2 separate regions of the Homo sapiens genome follow, and region 1 is linked to region 2. Evidence: chromatin loops called from intact Hi-C (ENCODE). Cell type or tissue: PC-3. All regions are shown on one strand. Links, peaks and the distances in the headings refer to the core of each region. The heading gives the core; the rest is flanking DNA. Region 1 has its middle 37 kb from the start of MIR3134. Region 2 overlaps ANKRD28 (ankyrin repeat domain 28).

Region 1 (2,926 bases), core at 318-2,817, 110 kb after region 2:
CCAACTTTATAGATTCAGTGCAATCTCAATTAAAATCCCAGCAAGTTATTCTGTGGGTATCAACAAACTGATTTTAAAGTTTATATGGAGAGGCAAAAGCCAAGAATAGCCAACACAATATTGAAGGAGACGAATAAAATGAGAGGACTTACACTACCCAACTTACACTACCCATACTATAAAACTACAGTAATCAAGACAGTGTGGTATTGGTCAAAGAATGGACAGATCAGTGGAACAGATAGAGAACCCAGAAATAGACCCACATAAATATAGTTAACTGATCTTTGACAAAGGAGCAAAGGCAATGTGACAGAGTGAAGACAGTATTTTCAACAAATGGTGCTGGAATAATTAAGACAACTACATGCAAAAAGTGAATCTAGACACAGATCTTACATCCTTCCCAATAATTAACAAAATGGATCACAGAACTAAATGTAAAATGCAAAACTATAAAACTCTTAGGAGAAAATCTACCTGACCTTGGGTTTCACAATGACTTTTTAGATATAACACCAAAGGCACCACCCATGAAAAATGATAAGCTAGACTTCATTACAATTTTTAAATTTCTGCTCTGTGAGACACTGTCACAGAATGAAAAGGCAAGCCATAGACTGGGAGGAAAAAAATTGCAAAAGACGGATAAAGAACTATTATCCAAAATATACAAAGAACCCTTAAAACTCACAAATAAGAACACAAGCAACTTTTAAAATTGGACCAAAAACCTTAACAGGCATCTCACCAAAGAAGATACAGGTGGCAAATAAGCATATGAAAAAATGTTCCACACATCTCATCAGGGAAACAAAATGAGATGCCACAACACACCAATTAGAATGGTGGAAATTCAGAACACTGACAACACCAAATGCTAGTGTGGATGTGGAGGAGCTCTTTTTCTTTTTCTTTTTTTTTTTTTTTTTTTTTTTTTTTTGAGACAGAGTCTAGCTCTGTTGCCCAGCCTGGAGTGCAGTGGCATGATCTCAACCCACTGCAGTCTCCACCTCCCGGGTTCAAGTGATTCTCCTGCCTCAGCCTCCCGAGTAGCTGGGATTACAGGCATGCACCACCACGCCCGGCTAATTTTTGTATTTTTAGTAGAGACGGGGTTTCACCATGTTGGCCAGGCTTGTCTTGAACTCCTGACCTCAAGTGATCTATCCTCCTTGGCCTCCCAAAGTGCTGGGATTACAGGCATGACCCACCATGCCCAGCTTGGAGGAACTCATTCATTACTGGTGGGAACGCAAAATGGCTCAGCCACTTCGGAAGACATTTTGGTAGTTTCTTACAAAACTAAACATACTTAAACCATATGATCCAGCAATCCTACTCCTGGGAATTTAATATGGCATGCTGGAAAAGGCAAAACTATGGGGGCAGTAAAAAGATCAGCGGTTGCCAGGGGATATGAGGGAGGAAAGGAATAGGCAGAGAACAGAGGATTTTTAGAAGAGCAAAGTTACTCTGTATGATACTTTAAACAAAACCACCTGTAAACTTGCCACTAAGAGATCATAAACACATAAATTGGTTTTATATTTTCCAAATCTATAACTATGAATATGAGTCATTTTTAAATGGAGTCATATGTCCGGTTTGTAAATTTTTTATTTGCTGTAAATTTCTGTGTCAACACATTGTATATAAACACAATAAATGTGATCCTTGGTGGCTTCTTAGTGTTCAATTGTAAGACATTGGATATGTAGGCTATTGTGTTTTAACATGGATTCAAATGAAATGAAAAGCAGAGGGTTCTGAAACAAGACTAGACCTGTGTCTGGAGTCGAATCAGAAGTGGAAAAGGTCAGTTTTCCTGAGTTGTAATTCCCTTCATGGGTAGCAACGGATGCAGAGAAAACCACATGAATAGCAGCTAAGGTAAAGCACCTTTCCGTATGGCTGGGACAGTATTGCCACGAGTGGGAGGCAAGAAGGAGGGAGCACATGGGCTCTTGGAGCCAGTTGGTCCCAGCAGGAATTCTGGCTCTGCCACTTCCTAGCTGGGTGACCCTGGGCAAATCTCCTAACTTCTCCCCACCACAGTTTTCTTGTCTGTGAAATGAGGACCATAGTACCTCCCTCATGGGGTTGTGGTAGGAATTAAATGAAAAAATACATGGGAAGTGCCTGACACCTAAGCGTCCAGTGAGTGTTAGCTTTTCTTATTCTTGCTTATATTTTCCATTGGGTTTATGAGAAGAATTAAATGAAATAATAAACAGTCTAGAATCTGAACGCTGTCACTTTTTGGCTGTGTGACCTTTGGGCAAATAATTAAACCTCCCTGAACCTCAGATGTCCTATCTATGAAATGATAGGACAGTCATTAGTAGGATGACCTATCATAGGATAAAAGGAAAGTCATCCTACTGATCTCACAGCACTGTTGGAGATTGAAGGGAAGACTGCATATAAAGGACTTGGCACACTGCCTAGTATGTGGGACACACTCCTGAAAGGCATCTTAGAAAAGAGGGATTTGCTGCTCTGACATTCAGTTCCCTAATCTACATGGTCATCTTAGAGTGAATAGAAGTCGTTAATGATAAGGAAACGAATAAAAAATTGAAATATTAACTCTGTTAGTCTGGGTCCTCCAAAAAGCAGATGTCAAGACAGTTTTAAACATGCAAGAATTTTACTAGAGAAAGCGCCTATGTGAAAGGAAATAGAGATGATGGAGCCAGGGGTGGCTGGAAAGCTGTCAAACCACAATGCAAGTCTAACCCCAGTGAAGGAGATTAAGATCAAAGGTTGAGTGGGAACATCCTACCTGCCATGTGTGTCTAATGAACATTTGGCAAAGCACTTGGGAGTCTTTGAACTGAAGTGAGCCACTGACCTAGAGTGCCCCCCTTCCCAGGCATGGATCTGCCTTATTATCCCCCCCACACTCAGTCATGGATGAGAA
Region 2 (2,926 bases), core at 319-2,818:
GATGTGTTAAGTGCTTTATGCAATGGCTTGCACTAATAAAAATCTTCAGGTTTGCTCTCCTTCTCTAAGACACTCTCACCATTCTACATAGTTACTACAGGAACTGCCATGTTAATCTTCCCCTACTTTCAGTTAATATAGAAGTAAGCATTAAATTTATGAGCAAATTTGGTGAGCACCAAATTAAGCCAATCAGATATTCTTCCGGGAGATTGAATTAAGAGACTTCTCCTTGGGCTGCTGAAGTTCTAAGAGTAAATATCAGGAGTTGGGATGGCTTATTCCCTACCATGAAAAAAAGTGTTCTGTGAAGACAGAAAAAGCAGCTCATGTGCAGAGAAGAAACAGAGACAAAAGTGTTTCAAGTGTTTGATTTCAATTGTTCTTACGACCTAGCCACATGCCTGCCTTTCCTCAATTTTGGTTGTTCAGTGCTCAATTCCATTAGATGCTTCAGTGTCCTTCCTTTAAATCGATTTTGCCTAAACTGGTTTAAGTTAGATTTCTGTACCCAGTAATGCTATCTAATATATATATATATATGTATATATATGTATTCAATACATAGTAATTATTAAGGATGATAATAGAAATGTGGACTATTTATGATTTTTCTTTAAAGTTACATTGCTCTGATAAATGCTAATGATATTTCATATTATAATCTGAAACTTTAAGGTTCCACAGAGGTTTTCAAAGTATTCCTTGGAGGAAGAGGATCATAGCATGCATCTTGGAACTAGTTTTAACAGTTGTTTTACAGTTGTCTGTCAGAGGTAGTTCTAAAATGTGCTTCATTCTCATACCCAAAGTCAATATGGAAGTCTTCTACAACCTATATGGCAAGTGTTCTCCACTAACATAATTTGTTAAATCCTTTCTAGTGCCTATAAGGTACATAACTTTTTTTTTTTTTTTTAAGTTAGACCAAGGCTTTTTCAATGGATGTGGAGTCCACTGACAGGTGTTCAGTGTACTCTTCCTTGCTCAGACCATACTCACAGTGCATTATCTATAACTTCCATTTTGAGTTTCTGTAGCTGATGTGAGAAATTAGACCCTTAAGAAATAATCTTAGGGCAAAACCCCTAAGGTTTTTACTGTTCACTGTTTGCCTTAGTGTTTCCAATTGTCTCAGCCATACCCAATTCAATAGCACTTCCCTTTTTTCAGTAGTTTGCTTTTATTGATTCTTCAGTTGTGGTAACAAACACAGCTTACCCTTGATAAACATACCCCATCATGGGAGCAAAACTGTGTAGGCTTGTTAGTGGTAAACTACTAGTCAGAATATTTAATGTGCCAAAGTCATCTATTAATTTTACTCAGGAAGCCGAGGATATTGGTTAATCTTGTGAGTCAGTTAAATAAAGATTAAGAATTTTTTGTGTTTTATAATTTTAGGTAACCATTTAGTGGGCATTTAAGTTGTTACTAGCATTTTGCCTCCTACAGTGATTCAATAAATATACTTAATCATTTTATCTGGATATGTAGGCTTTTTTTAAAAAAGCCTTAAAATGGAATTACTGTGTCTAAGGGGATCGTCACTTTTTAATTTTAATACATTTTGGTGAAAGAAATCTTAAATATTTTATTACCTAATTTTCAATGTTTAACTGTAGTAAAATATGATATATAAATTCTTTCTTTCAAAATTAGCCAGTTGTATTTCTCCCTTTTCTTCAAATTGATTTGCAGAGAGGAAAAACTGTGTTCATATGAATCATAAAACACATTAATGGGATTCGAGAGGCATTGAGTCATAGAATTCCAGACATCCCTCACACACAGATGACTCACTTTCTGTGTTGTTGTGCTATGTGTGTGGTTTATCTGGTGCAATAGATGTTTCTCAGTTTGACTAAATCTGATCATATTTAAACACTCTAGGAAGTTTGCTGTGTTAATGAGTAACACTGAAAAGCCTAGGCAAAGTATCCTTTCTTTTAAAAAAATGACTAAATTAGGACACATCTTTGCATGTATTCTGTTACTTTAGTGGTTCTGTGTTAGCTCTTTCAACAATTGTTGAATAATTTCTGTGTAGAGCATTCTGTTTCCTGGGGTGGTATATGTTGGAATAAAAAACAAGGTCTTGTGCTAATTGTGGTGAGAGAAAGAACCCTTAGCTTACTGAACAATTTAACATTATTGGCACTATATCAACCTCCCTTTACTGGAACACCTGTTACTATTTTAAGGACAAAAGCAGCATTAAAATTATAGGAAGAAATGTTTGAAGAGACCAGTGATAATTATATGTTACACACATTTGCCCCCCTGCCCCACCGCCGCCCCCCGCCAGAGAAGATCTTGCTCTGTTGCCCAGGCTGGAGTGCAATGGCATGGTCATAGCTCACAGCAGCCTCAAGCTCCTGGACTCAAGCCATCCTACCTCAGCCTGCCGAGTACCTAGGACTACAGGTGCATGCCACCAGCCCAGCTAATTTATTTACTTATTTATTTTTTTGTAGAGATGAGGTCTCACTATATTGCCCAGGCTGATGTAGAACTCCTGGCCTCAAGTGATCCTCCCACCACAGCCTCCCAAATGTTAAGATACGTCTGTATAATAACATCACATACTACAGCTAAGCCTTTTTTGGATTGCCTGTAGATATTTAATCCTTCTTTTGCCTAGCAAGCAGGTTTTTACTTTAATTCTCAATAGCCCAACTATTTTTTCTTAAAGTAATTAAGGGATTCCTAAACAAGAAAATTATTACAAAATGAAGTATAATTTTTCATTTGTTTAAATCTTGAAAACTGTATTAGTATTCTAATATGGTAAGAGGCCCCCCAAATATACTACCTACTTTAAATAAGTTTATTTATCTTAATAGCATGAAAGTCAGTGATCCAAGCTAGTAAGGCAGCTCTTTTCTGTAGGATTATTTATTCCAGATCTTGTTGCTTGACAGTA

Evidence for each region. A loop is a pair of places that touch in the nucleus more often than their neighbours do. Peaks named below come from ENCODE experiments on the same cell type or tissue, not always from the same donor. Only the 100,000 strongest peaks of a DNase experiment are listed, where the experiment ranks them.
Region 1: a loop joins it to region 2, with 7 times the contacts of the local background. A loop is called at or near these places in 1 of 110 quality-filtered maps.

The regions. Positions count from the first base shown.
Region 1 is chr3:15,659,283-15,662,208 of GRCh38, reverse strand. It overlaps a transcript of BTD not described here. Among named protein-coding and RNA genes, the nearest start is that of MIR3134, 37 kb to the left of the region's middle. In PC-3, for the core only: no CTCF peak of the experiment used is centred there; no DNase peak of the experiment used is centred there; H3K27ac peaks cover 1,831 bases.
Region 2 is chr3:15,768,031-15,770,956 of GRCh38, reverse strand. All of the region lies in intron 2 of ANKRD28 (ankyrin repeat domain 28), which reads left to right. Among named protein-coding and RNA genes, the nearest start is that of ANKRD28, 28 kb to the left of the region's middle. RefSeq lists a silencer at 1,928-1,977. In PC-3, for the core only: no CTCF peak of the experiment used is centred there; a DNase peak (open chromatin) is centred at 1,786; H3K4me3 peaks cover 1,298 bases; H3K27ac peaks cover 2,068 bases.